2 separate regions of the Homo sapiens genome follow, and region 1 is linked to region 2. Evidence: chromatin contacts called from ENCODE Hi-C data. All regions are on one chromosome and are shown on one strand. Each heading gives the region's core, a stretch centred on a gene start or an enhancer-like site at or near the end of the contact. The rest is flanking DNA. Distances are from core to core; before and after follow the strand shown. Region 1 holds the start of DBX1 (developing brain homeobox 1). Region 2 has its middle 130 kb from the start of C11orf58.

Region 1 (6,053 bases), core at 3,061-5,560, 3.6 Mb after region 2:
CTTCGATTTCAAAGCACTTAAAAATAGTACTCTGGCGTGCGAGCGGCTTCTAGGACACGGTGATTTCCTCCTGTTCCTCGCCCTCCTCTTCCTCCTCGGAATCTGAGAAGTCCGAAGGTTTCCCGGGACTGCTCGAGTGCGCGGGCGAGGGGGGCAGCGGCCCTGGCAGCCGCGGGTCCCGCAGGTGCTGGGGGTCGGAGGACGCGTGGTAGGCCAGGCGGTGGCTGGGGCTGCCCGGGCCCTCCTCCTCCTCTTCGTTCCCAGGGCCCTTCTGGCCCACGTCGCTGAGGTCCGGGTGCGGATTGAGCTTGGTGGGCAGGGTCTGCTCGCGACAGCCCCCGCTAGACAGGAGTTCGCGCTCCTTGGAGTTCCGCCATTTCATGCGTCGGTTCTGGAACCAGATTTTCACCTGGAATGTCCCGGCCGGCGAGAAGAAGGGAGAAGCAGAGGTCAGATCAGGGGCTCCGGGGGACGCACGGGGGCGGGGAGTGGAGTCGGGTGCAGGCTCTGTCCTTCGGGCTGTGTCCTCTCCCCACCCCCAGAAATGAGTTCCGGTGGATTCCCGCATTGACTCCGCCCCCGCCTCAGCTCGCGGTTCCGTTTGCCTCATCCGCTGCCACCCTGCCCCGAAGGGCGGGGTTGGGGGCCGGTGAGGCCGGGAGAGAAGGCGGGGAGTCGGGGTGGGGAGAGAAGAGGGCTATCCTGCGGAGCTTCGAGGGTAGTGGCCCGTGTACTCACTCCCTCTCTAGGCCTCGGTTTTCCCATCTGTACAGTGGGACCTAAGCCGTTTCCGAACCCTTGCAATTGACGGGTGCGCCGGGGAGGGGTGAAGGGCGGGGGCGGGGGGGGTGCTGTGGAGGAAATGCGCTCACCTGCGAGTCTTTCAGGCCCAGCTTGGCCGCCAGCTTCTTGCGGTCGGGCTTGCTGATGTACTTCTGCTTCTGGAACATCTTCTCCAGCGCCTTCCGCTGCACGTCGGAGAAGACTGCTCGACGCAGCATGCCCCGCCGAGGCTTCCCGCGCGCGGCCAGCGGCCAGGAGAAGGTCCCGGGGATGGGCACCACGCTGGAGGAAGCTGCAGGGTGGGGGGAGGTGGCGAGTGAGTGGGCGTACGCCCCCCAGTCCCAACACGGCTCTCCCTGGCTTTTTGCTCTGATCCCTTCATCTCTTTAAAACGCTCCTTTTTCTCCCCCTGGAGAATAGGCCACGAACCTACAAACCTGCGAGAGTGAAAGGCGCTTTCCGCCCAAACAACTTTCCCTTTCAACCGTGCAAACCCGGATTAGGTAAAACCACGGAAACAGAGAAAACAGCCCCCACAATAGCCTGTTTCGTTTTTCCATTCAGTGGACTTAGGGAAACAAACCTGCGTACATCAACTAAAACAGCAATAGAAAAAATAAATTACTAAAATAAAAATAAAATATCCAGCCGAGGCCACTGTGTTTCTCCCCTAAGCTTTTATCATTTCAGTGGCTTTTGCATTCTTTAGATGAAAATGAGGTGCTTTACTATTTTGATAAAGAGGGAAAAATCCGATTTAGATTTTTTGAAAAATCCAATAAGTATTCATCTTTTTTATATTAATCCTTCCTCCCCTCCCCCACGAAACGTAAAGAATTCGGCCCGAATACATGAAAAGTGGCAGCTAATTAGCACATTGACTGCTTCCCAATGGGTATTGGTATGATAAAAGGGGGGAGAGTTTTGCTTTAAGCGAAAGAAAAAAACAAAACAAAAAGAAACAGAGACTCTAATGAAGCGTGAATGGTAATTGTGTAGTAATGAACTAACAGAAAAAGACTGAGGACAAGCAGCGAAAGCCATATATTACTGGGACAAAAGAGATTTACACTTTCAAACTAAACACAACTGCAGGCCAAGACCATTGGGAGAATACTGATGGCAGAAGCTTCTCTTCCCCGAATCGTTTTCATTAAATGGACATGAAAAGCTATTTATAAAGCTCGGGTTGTTTTTGTTAGAGCATTGAGATGAGGGAGAAAGGGAGCAAATTCCATTATTAGCAGCAGTGTGAATGGTGGTGGTGGTGGTGGTGGTGGTGGTGGTGGTGGTGCTGGGGGGTGGGGGGAGGGCGAATTATCTCTCCCCTTTAAAAAATCAATTGCTTGTTTCTTTTGCTGATATTTGGGAGTGCTGTCGTGATTTTACCCATCCCCCGCAGGCCATACCCAGTTTTTCTTCTCTGTATAGGGACTCTCCTGCCTCCTTTTTAGTTTTGACCAGTGGCAGAGTTTTTGAGCCATAGTTTGAATCATCAGTGAGGTTACAGGAAGAAAACCTGGTGGAAGCTGCCTAAGGTGTTGCTGTTTTAGGCTGGGACACAATTATGGGCTTTCTTCTAACTGCTTCTTATTTTGCAAGATCAACGGTATTTTATAATACAGGGTGGGAAAGGAGTATGAGAAGGGGTTTGGAAATCAGGCTGGAAATAGGTTGGGATTGGGGGAGGATCTAATCCCCCTCCCCCTGGGCGACCCTAGGCATCCCACACAAGAGGGCACCCCATGTGGTCTTGTGAAAAGCCCGAAGCCCTGAATGAGTCTTAAAGAGAAATTAGCCCCGGCTGGTAGGTGTCTCTCGGCGGCGTGGAGGGACTAGGGCCGGTCTGTGTGTGGCTGCCCGGAGGAGCTGACCAATTGGTCATGGTGCTGAAACCTTTGTGGGGAATCGTGGCCAAGTGCACTGACTCTGTGGGAAAACGGCGGCGTGAAGGGATGCCAACAGCTCCTCGCCGGGAAGGGAACCGCCTCAAATTGGGACCATGACAATTCCTGCTAATTTGTAGAGCAGGGAATTGGTGCAAAGTGTCAAGCAGTCACTGCTTGTGCTCAATAGGGCATCAAATTGGCGCGACGGATTCATGAATGTTATACGCCTCGCAACCTCTGAACCAGAGCATAACCCCGAGGGGTGGACGGAGAAATACGGCTTCGGAGCAGGGAGCGATGGGCCGGGGCTGGGGCGCCGCCCTGCCTCGCGCAAAGAAGGGGGACGAGACCTACCTGGGAAATAAGAAGATCTGATGAAAGGCTGAAAAGACCCTTCGAAGTAGGGAAAGGCGAAGGTCTTGGGAGGGACGCTCTGGAGCAAGGCTGGGGATGTTTCTGGTGGGCGATGGAGGGGGGACAGAAGGAGAGAGGGAGACAGAAAGAATCTGATTACGTACTTGCCTATTGTATAGCACACTGAACACACGATATAATTAGCCCTTCATCTGGTTTCAAAGACATCTTTCTTATACGTTGACAGGGTAAAATAAATCTTCCCAACATTGTCTTATCTGTAAAACTCTTTTCTTTCTCCCCAACGTAATTCTCTGCGCCGTCCCACTCTACCCCAATCTCCATCCTAGGCACTAACGAGATAGGACTGAGTGGGGAGGAAAGAAATTGCAGATTTATAATATTTGCTAATCCAATAAATATATCATATTGAGTTTAAAAAAAAAAACTGTCTCCTAGAAGCTCGAAGGCAGAAACGCAGACGTCCAGGAGCGTGCGCTCAGCGTTACTGCACCAGATGACTGCGCACAGTCTCCGACTGCGTGTGCTCAAGTTCACTCCGAGGATGGGGCGAGCCTGGAGGCTTTTCTTCCCCGGAATTGACTGGACTATTCTCACATTGCCTGACGTAGGGTCTCAGAGTTCGTGCGTATTGTGTGTGCACCGATGTGTGTGTGGGGGCCCGCTCGCTAGAGGAAACTGAGGCCAGGATGACTCCGCGCATGCCTAGTACCTGAATGGGCCCTTAGGGTTCTGACCTCGCTTACCTGTTCTGGGCCCCGAGGAGAGGATGGCGTTCACTCCAAACTTCAGAAACGTCGTCTCGCTGGCAGGGGAGAAGGCAGTCGGCGGAGAGCCGCCCCGTCGGCTGCCGGGACCCGGGGAGCCCAGGTCCGAGGCCCCCGTGTCGGTGAGGGCCGTGGGGGCCCCCTGCCTGGGCGGCGACATGCTGGCGGTGGGCACGCTGCGGGGCAGGTAGGCGGGGGGTCGGCTGATGCGGATCAGATCCTCCACCAGGAAGCTGGAGTGGCCGGAAAATGCCGACTGCAAGGACTGGGGCAGCGTCAAGGTGGGCGTGGGCCGCAGGAGGCTAGGGTACCCGGCGGGGGGCGCGAGGAGGCCGGGGAACATCATGGTAGGCGCGGGCGGGCGAAATAACCCTTCTTTCAGTGGCCGGAGGGTAAACGCCTCGCTTCCCGCCCCTCCCGCCCCCACAGTGTCCTCTCTCTTGGGCTTAGCAAACGTCTCCAAGTAACAATCCCACTTGGGCGTCTGCGAGTCCTCCGTGGTCCTCTCGTCGAGGTGATGGTTTTATAGTGGCCCGCCCGCTAAAGCACTTTGAAAAGTGACAGCTCTGACAATGAAGTTCAACAAAGTTCTCCACTCGAGCTTCATTCGCCGGAGGCTCTGGACTCTCTGATTGGCGCAGGGGTGCAATTTATGATTGGATTAGTCTTCATAAGCATGGCCCGCACAATGGGCCGGCAACAAAGGCCCGCGCGCATCAATTTTGCATATCGACCGCCTCTTTGCAATACAGTGCGCCCCCAAAGCTCTCGCCAAAGGTTTTTGTTCCGAAGCAACACCCGGGCTAATTAAATGCCTATTTAGAAGTTTCAGATGACATCTTGCCTCATAGAAAAGGAATTATTTAAAGAACCCACTAAATTTATTTGCAGCTCCCCTGCTAAGCCTGGAAAATAAATCAATAAATATTCATAGAAATACATCTTCAGGCTATCAGCAAAGTTGCCCTCCCTCTTGTGGGGGTAGGGCAATGAAAAGTTTCAAGTCAGTGGACATGAAAATATACTCCCTTTCCGGTCTCTAGCCCTATCCGTTACTCCAGCTGAAGCATAAAGCAAATGTAGGGGTGAGTGAAATCAGTGTTAGAAGTCCCATTCTGACGACTCAGGGAAACTTGGAAACGGATGCTTTGGGGCCACTGGATGTGTGTCCGTAAGAGTGGGGAGAGGTCTGGAGTTATTTCATTTCGGGAGACTGGTTGAGTTTGAGCGTTGGTGGATACCTGAAAAGTAAAACGAGTCTCCTTCAAATTCCCAGCAACTTGGAAAACGATTTTCTCTAGGAGTTTCTGCAAGGGGCTGTCCGCACCTCACCTTGCGGGAGGAGCGGAGGAGAGCGGCGCTGGGCTGCCGAGCGGCAGGATTCCGCTTGCAAAGAGCTTAGGCTGACCGGAAACTGCCTCGGGCAAGGGTATCCAAAGGCTGTGAGTGCTATGCTGGCCGTTCTCCAAACACAGGGAGCTCTCGGCAGTTTAAGTTGAAACTCACAGCCCTGACATTTTAAGCCATAGCAGCGAAGGTCCAGACGTCGTCTGGAGAGAACCCTACCACTTGCGGGGCCCTTAACTTGGCCCAAGGTTTGGCAGCTTCTTAATTAACTACAACGCACAAACGCGTGAAAACCAGAGGGAAGGGATGCGGTTCCCAAGAATGTTGGTCCACTCCGGGAAAGCCTCCCCTGAATGTGGGGCTTCAAAGGAGAATCTTCCTGGAGACAGTCCCTTCGCTTTCCTCTGGTTGGGGCTGAGGTGGTACTAAGACTCGATTCCCCCCATTTCTCTGTTCGGCGAGATAACAGATGTGTTAAATGTCCCATTCATCTCTTTAGTGTGGCTGAACCTCCCCAAAGAGAAGTGTGCAGCCCCGCCAGGCCGCCCTGATCCTATTAACCATGAACTAACTGTCACCTTCAGCTGGTTTTCCTTTTTGCTTTTTAACACAAAGCTTTCTCAAAAATCTTATTAACCAGCTTTATTTCTCTCGATGGTTTTGTTCGGGGTGTTTTGTGTTGATGATCTCCATGTCGCTGCTTTAACCATTCAATAAAAGTGCATCTGCGATTTATATCACATTAAACCAGAAACGGAGCCGGCTAAAACTCTCCCTTGATTCAAATTAAAAAGTTATTTAGGGCCCAGCTCCAGAGGCGAATTAATGCTAGAAGATGACGTAAGTGCGGAGTTTCTGAGCCCAAGACCGCTCATGCTCATGGGCAGCGGGA
Region 2 (6,243 bases), core at 2,245-4,744:
TTGACCTTTTTTATTCACCAAACCCACCTCCTAGAAATAAACTGGGCGGGGCTGTGTCTGTTCTCCTCGGGACCCGGGGAAAAACCTGGACATGTGACCAGAAAGGGCAGGAGAGAGAAGACCCTAGTGGGCGGGAGTAGAGGGGCCCTCTCTCATCTCTACTCCCCCGGGTTGCTGGCTGGGCCGTGCAGCCAGGGCCAAAGCCCGGCCGCAGGAGTACGCGGCTAGCACCGGCGCCCGGGACGCGGACGTCATCCGAGCGCCCATTGACAGTACAGCGGGAGGTCCGGAGCCCAGCCCAGTTTGCCGCAAGGACGGCTTCGGGCCACCTCTAGCCCTAAACTTCAAGCGCGGCCCTCACAGGGTCTCACACACAAAAGCAGCCCAGGACAGCCCATCTCGCTAACAGCCCAGCCCCGCCAGTTCAGTCGAAGACTTATTTTTAGTCCCCAAATAGGGGCTGCATTCAATATCTGACAATTCACACAAAACAACATTTTCAAACTTGGTCCGCCTAAGAGACCGTAAATAAAACTCAAAACAAGCTGGCGACTGCCACCTTTTATCTGCTCCGAACACACCAATTCTTTTTATCTTAAAGCTCTGCGGAGCGCCGGGGAAGCAGCCCGGCACCGAGCTAATCTGCCCTCAGCAGCCCCGGGCCGCTCCTCCCGGCATCGGAGCACAACCCCAGCAGCCTTTGCACAAGCCCTTTCCCTTCTCTGCCCGGCCCTTTAAGGGAGAAGGAAGAAAGCAGCTCCCGCGGGAGCGGCCGGGCTCGGGCTGGGTCCCGGGGCGGGTGGCAGCACCGCCCCCTGCCCTGGGCCGAGCCCGGGAGCAGCGGACCGCGGCCCCGGCTGCAGAGGAACGGCGGGTGGCGGGGCCCCGGCAGGGCGCCGAGAAGGACGGAGGGCGCCGGCTGGGCTCAGGGACGCGGGGCGGGGAAGAAACGTGCCGGCGACCGTGCGCTCGGCCGGGTGACTCCCTGGCGAAGTCCGCGCCCGGCGGGGCTGAACTACCCCTCGCCCCCGCTCCCGCCAGGTCAGGCACCACTGCCCTCGCGGCCAGGGTAAAGAGGACCACAGATCAGTCAGCCTTGGATTTCGGATGGGCTTGGAATTCGGTTTGTTTATTCCTGAAAAGATCATTAAAAAGTACTGTCCAAAAACGGGGGGAGGGGGAAGGAAGGGCGACAAGCGGAGGGAGCTGGAGGCAACTCGAGCGGTGTCCCGAAAAAGTTGCGGCGGAGCGGCGGTGGGGTGAGGGTGGGAGGAGGGAGCGCAAGCGTTTTCTAGCGACCCGGGTTTTCTTCATGAACTCCTCCGAGTAAACTTTATCCCGGCGAGAGAGCGGCGGAGATCCTCGACTCCCGCCCGCCCTCAACCAGTGTCAACCCCACAAACAGCCTAAGTTTCCAAACCGAAATGGGGGTGGGGTGGGGGTAGCATTAAGAAGCCCAGAAGCTCAGCGGGTCCTCCCGACCTCCCGCACCCAGAGCCTGGGTGACACTGAAGCGCTCCGAACACTGTGGCGTCTCAGTCACACAGCGAATCAACCCAACACTTTTCAAGAAAACAAAATATTTGCTAGGAAACTTACTTTGCATTTAGTCTCTATTCTTTGGGGGATGCGGTTTAGGTCGGCTCGCAAGGGAAGCCCGTTTTGTCCAGGTTGGATATTGTCTACGTATGGATCAGCCCTTGGATGAGGGTTTATTTTAATTTATGGCTTATGCATTCTTTTAAGGTCGATTTACATGACCTCCGGCTACAACTAAGACAGCCGAGGAGGGCACTCCAGTCGTCAGTCGGCCAAACCCACAATTAAAACAGCCCTCCCCCTAGTCTCGGTGTGACTAGGGCTCTCCCGGGGTAGGCTAGCTGCCTGCCTTTCTCTTTCTCTCTTCTCTCTTTACTTCCCTCTTTTTTCTTTTTTTTTTTTCCTTTATATCTTTCTTTTTTTAGTATCGCGAAATAAGAGGTGGTATCAGTTTTTTAAAAGTTTCAGTGTAACTTTCTCTAAACCCAAGCCTGCGGCGGTAACAAGAGATACAGCGCTCACAAAGCCCTCGGGATGTTGCCCTCTTGTGGGCACGGAGGGCATTACCGCCTAGCGGTCCCATCTGAACCTTCAAAGCCGACACGCATTTGCTTTCACAGAACGAGGAGGGATGACTACACACGCAGCCACAAAAGCTTCCTCTATCACACACTTGAGCGAACTTCAATGAAATACCTACCTCGAACTTCACGGAGACTTACAAATTCATTCTCTAAGCCACCTGACTTCTTTTTCACATCATTCCCAATTATATAGATTAGAATACCAATGCGGGGAGGCGGAGGTGGAGGAGTGAGGTGGGCCGAGAGGGCAGACAGATTTCCGGACGAATACTTAGGATGGCGATAACAGCTTTCTGTTGTCAAAGGTTGCGTTGTGTCCCTGTCCCTGCCCTTTTGCCTTAATGTCCTACGCACAGTTATCTACGGCTACAACATGTGTTTTCTCAGGGTGGATTTTTTGGAGGGGAGGTGAAGGGGAGAAAAACAGACCCCCGCCACGCAGATCTGTCACTCCGGAACAAGGCGCAACTCTCCAAGAGGGGGACGCATCCTCGGGATCAGCGCGTCCACCAGCGAGCGGCGGGCGCCCGGGCCCCTTTCTCTCCCTCCACTCCCCCTCCGCGTCGGCCCCTCGGAGCGCCCTCCTCCCGCTCCTCCTCCTCCTTTCCCCTCCCCAGCCAAGTACGCAAACCCGCCCCGGCCCGGCAGCCGCGGCTCCCGGCCACCCGCGCCCTCTCGGGGCTCCGCTCGCTCGGCTCTCGTCCCTCTGCCTGTCCTGCCCCAGCCCCTCGGTCCCAGCTCACAGAAACTAACCCTGGAGTGCCCGGAAGGGCAGGAGCGGAAGACGCCGGGGGACGGCGGCCCGGCCCTGGGCTCCTGCCCCCTGCCCCCTCCGGCGCCCCAACAGGTAGCTCACAGCGGGCCGCGCGCCCTGGCTCTGCCTCCCTCGCTCTCGAGATCGCTCGCTCCGTCCCGGTTACCTGGGCGGGCTCCAGGATGGTACCGCGCGGGAGGGCTCCTTGTGCGCTGCGCCGCAGGAGTAAATGGCATTAAAGAAAAAGGGAAAGATACAAATAAAAAAAATTAAAAGGAAGGGGAGTCGGTGCTAGGTCAATTGTCACAGTCCGGGGAGCAAGGGAACAGAACCCCCCAGCGCCGCGGCCGGCGTAGCCCGTTAACTCAAGTCTGCGGGGGTGTCCCGCCCCGGGTGGGGGCAGCGCAGAGCGGCAGAAGTTTGCCGCCGGGGTTCCAGGAGGTGCGCGCGGAGCGGGGTGACTAGGGGCTTCACCCTGGAACAAGTGAAGGCGATGGTTAGTGCTGTCAATCTTGGCAATCAGTGTGAGCGGCCATGTCGTAAGTATTCAAAGCATTTCCCGTCGTGCAACATCAGAAAGTGAGTGGCCAGGGCATTGATCTGAGCGAGGGAGAGGAGGCTGGGCTCCCCTCCCAGACAACACAGGCAAGATGAGACAAGAGGCGAGGGAGGCAGCGAGCCAGGCAGAGAAGCTGGGAGGGAGGAGGGCGGGCCGGGGGAAGAAGGAGGGGAGAGCGGGAGGCAAAGGCAAGAGAGAGCCGCAAAGAGAGAGGAGGGCAGAGACATCGGCGAGACCAGAGGTTGGAACTGGGGAAAGCGCCTGGAAAGAGACGGTGAAGCAACTACTAGGGGAGAACTGGAAGGAGACAAAGAAGAGAGAAAGTCGGGGTCAGAGGAGAATGGGGACAAGTACTAGGTGGGGGAGAGGCAGGCTGAGGGGAAAACGACCAAAAGAGCTCTATTGGGGCTAGGGCTGCTGGGAGGAGGAGTCAGGAGAAAGGCAAACTGTAGCGTGGAAAAGGTAGGCAACTCGGGGAGAAAAAAAAGGAGCAAACTGGAGAAAGTGAGGAAGTCAAATGGTAAAGGAAAATGTATGAATGGTAGCTTGTGCTTTGGAAAAGTTAGGTGACAGAAGGAGGCATGGGCTGAATGTTGAGAAGTACTAAGAGATAGAACTGGACCACAAAAGCGAGTCACGAGACAAACGGAGAAGGGGAAGGACAGGCAGGCCAGGGAGAAGACAAGAAGGGTGGATATTAGGATGAACAATAAGAAGGATGAAGGAAAACGAAAAAAAGAAGTAGTCAAAAGAGAGAAAAGAAAGAGATGAAGGAAGCAGAGATGATGAAAACACACCACTTAGTAGGATCTCAGCAAATGGGGGAAGAGAAACATTTTAAACGATGGAGGAGGAGGCGTTGAAAAAAAAAAAAGAAAAAGCAATTCACACAGGAGATTCCTAACATATGTAGGTGGCAGTGTTCTGGAGGCCATATGGATTATATAGTTTATGGATTCAAATTATTATAAATAACAGGACATGTACAAATCACCAAAAAATTATTACACTTTCACGGCAATAAATAAAACAATTCCACAATTGTTATACTGTTATATGGATAAGTCTTCATTGTATGGGATTGAGTGGATGATATATGTATATTACCTCAACTTTGTAGAGGAAAAGATTTGGAGAAACAATTTCAAGAGGGGTGGTTTAAAGGTTGTTGAAGATGAAAACAGTTTCAGTCACCCAGGATGACATATAAAAATGCCTAAGTCAGATGTAGAAAATTATGTTAATAAAAGACCCCCAGACAAAACCTAAATAAAGATTCCCTTTGAGTCATGTGTAGGGTAGATTATAGATTTGAAGGACATAGAATGTCATAAAGAAGTAGACACCTGAAACTTAATCTCAGTGCAAAAAAAGCTGGAGGACCAGGACAGGGAATAATCATGGTCTCAGGTAGTAGAGATGCAGAATATAAAAGATAGATGAGAAAACTAGCTTTGATAGCAGCACAAGGCTAACTAGAGGCAGTATGCACAAGGTGAGGTTGGCCTGCCTTAACCCAGGCCCAAAGAAATAGACTAGATTTGAGAAACTGAGGTCAGTGGAAAGTCAAAACTACATCAAGATAAAAGCTGGGAAAGAGGTTCTGAAGCACCAGCATAACCTGCAGAGATTTGTGAAGGAGAGATCCTTACTGTATAGAAACTCATATGAGATGGCCACTTTGAGACAGTTCATCGAAAGAGACTTTGTGAAAGGACATATGGACCAAAAGAGGAGTCAGGAATGCTGATTGGAGAAATCAGAAAGTTTCATGGCAATCTAAAGTTGCCAACATGGGGAAGACCTCCTACAGATGAAGTGATCAAAGACAAAGGGGAGAAAGTCTCATCTCTATTACATTATCTTTGAAGAAAACGGAGACAGGATGCAAGCACAGAAGATGGAACAAGCTGAGCTGTCGATCATATACTGCCTTTTTAAAATATACTCCATGTTGGTTTCACACAAACTCCAGATAAAAAAAGAGATAAGAGTGAAGATGAGCTCCTAGGATCTGTGGGGCAGAAGAAATAGTCATATGCTCCTGGCCCACTAGGAAATACAATGCTTGAAGACTGGTAGCTTGGGGACTGTGAGTTAAACTGACTTGATGTTTTTGGGAGGAGTTAGTCCCCAGCAAGAAATCTTGTGTCTCCACCAGCCATGGTGACTTTCAGGACTGGAAATTCTGTCTCTAGGGGCCAGAGCCTGGAGGCCAATAAGATGTACACCCTGGTACCTTGCTGGGCAGCTCTTAAAGGCCAGGGCTCCCAGAACTGCCTGCGGGCCCCTTGACCTCTAAGGCCCAAGGGGCAAGCTCAGACTGGTGTTTCTAGCCCAGACAGGAGTCAGATCTCCCCTGTGTGTGTAAGAGTGTCGTTGGGCCTGTTCCAGAGCGTTGCACTCCTCAGCTGTCTGCCCTGGAACTCAACAACAAGGGCCATAAAACCTCTCCAAAGCCTAAAGAGGTCATCATTGAAGGACCTGTCCTAAATGCCTGCAGAGAGGAGACAGGTGTAGATTAAGTCTCAAAGACCAAGTCCTCAGGGAAGAGCCACCTAGAGAGGTGAAACATTAGGGACGGAAAGGCTGGAGCGCGACTGGGTTCCTCCAATTTGCTGCGACAAGTTTGGCTTTCCAAATACTAGCGCGTCCGTCTCTTTAAATCACAGAGCAATCGGGGTTCTGGTGGGCAAGACTGACCCTGCCGACCAGATGCAGGCCGCTAGCGGGAGGCAAGAAGGAAAAGAAGGAGACATTATCAAGATCTCTGGCGTCCACTGAAGGCCCTAATACCCGGCCGCGAT

Evidence for each region. Hi-C counts contacts between places; a loop is a spot of excess contacts on that map. Pooled maps may share reads with other maps.
Region 1: a pooled map shows a loop between it and region 2 (38-fold over the local background). The contact joins the promoter of DBX1 here to the enhancer-like site in region 2. A Hi-C loop is called at or near these places in 7 of 37 single-sample maps with no recorded cell type and 10 of 50 pooled maps.

Annotation. Positions count from the first base shown.
Region 1 is chr11:20,156,165-20,162,217 of GRCh38, forward strand. DBX1 (developing brain homeobox 1) reads right to left here and starts at 4,311. Exons shown (of 4, transcript NM_001029865.4): 1 at 3,794-4,311; 2 at 3,027-3,128; 3 at 873-1,075; 4 at 1-409. The coding sequence starts at 4,160. The coding sequence ends at 50. RefSeq lists enhancers at 106-1,305, 4,691-5,192, 5,193-5,692.
Region 2 is chr11:16,604,302-16,610,544 of GRCh38, forward strand. It overlaps a transcript of SOX6 not described here. Among named protein-coding and RNA genes, the nearest start is that of C11orf58, 130 kb to the right of the region's middle. RefSeq lists enhancers at 2,821-3,322, 3,323-3,822. Within about 2 kb of position 3,495, at least 26 of the 41 ENCODE cell types and tissues checked have a DNase peak (open chromatin) inside an H3K27ac peak, as active enhancers do.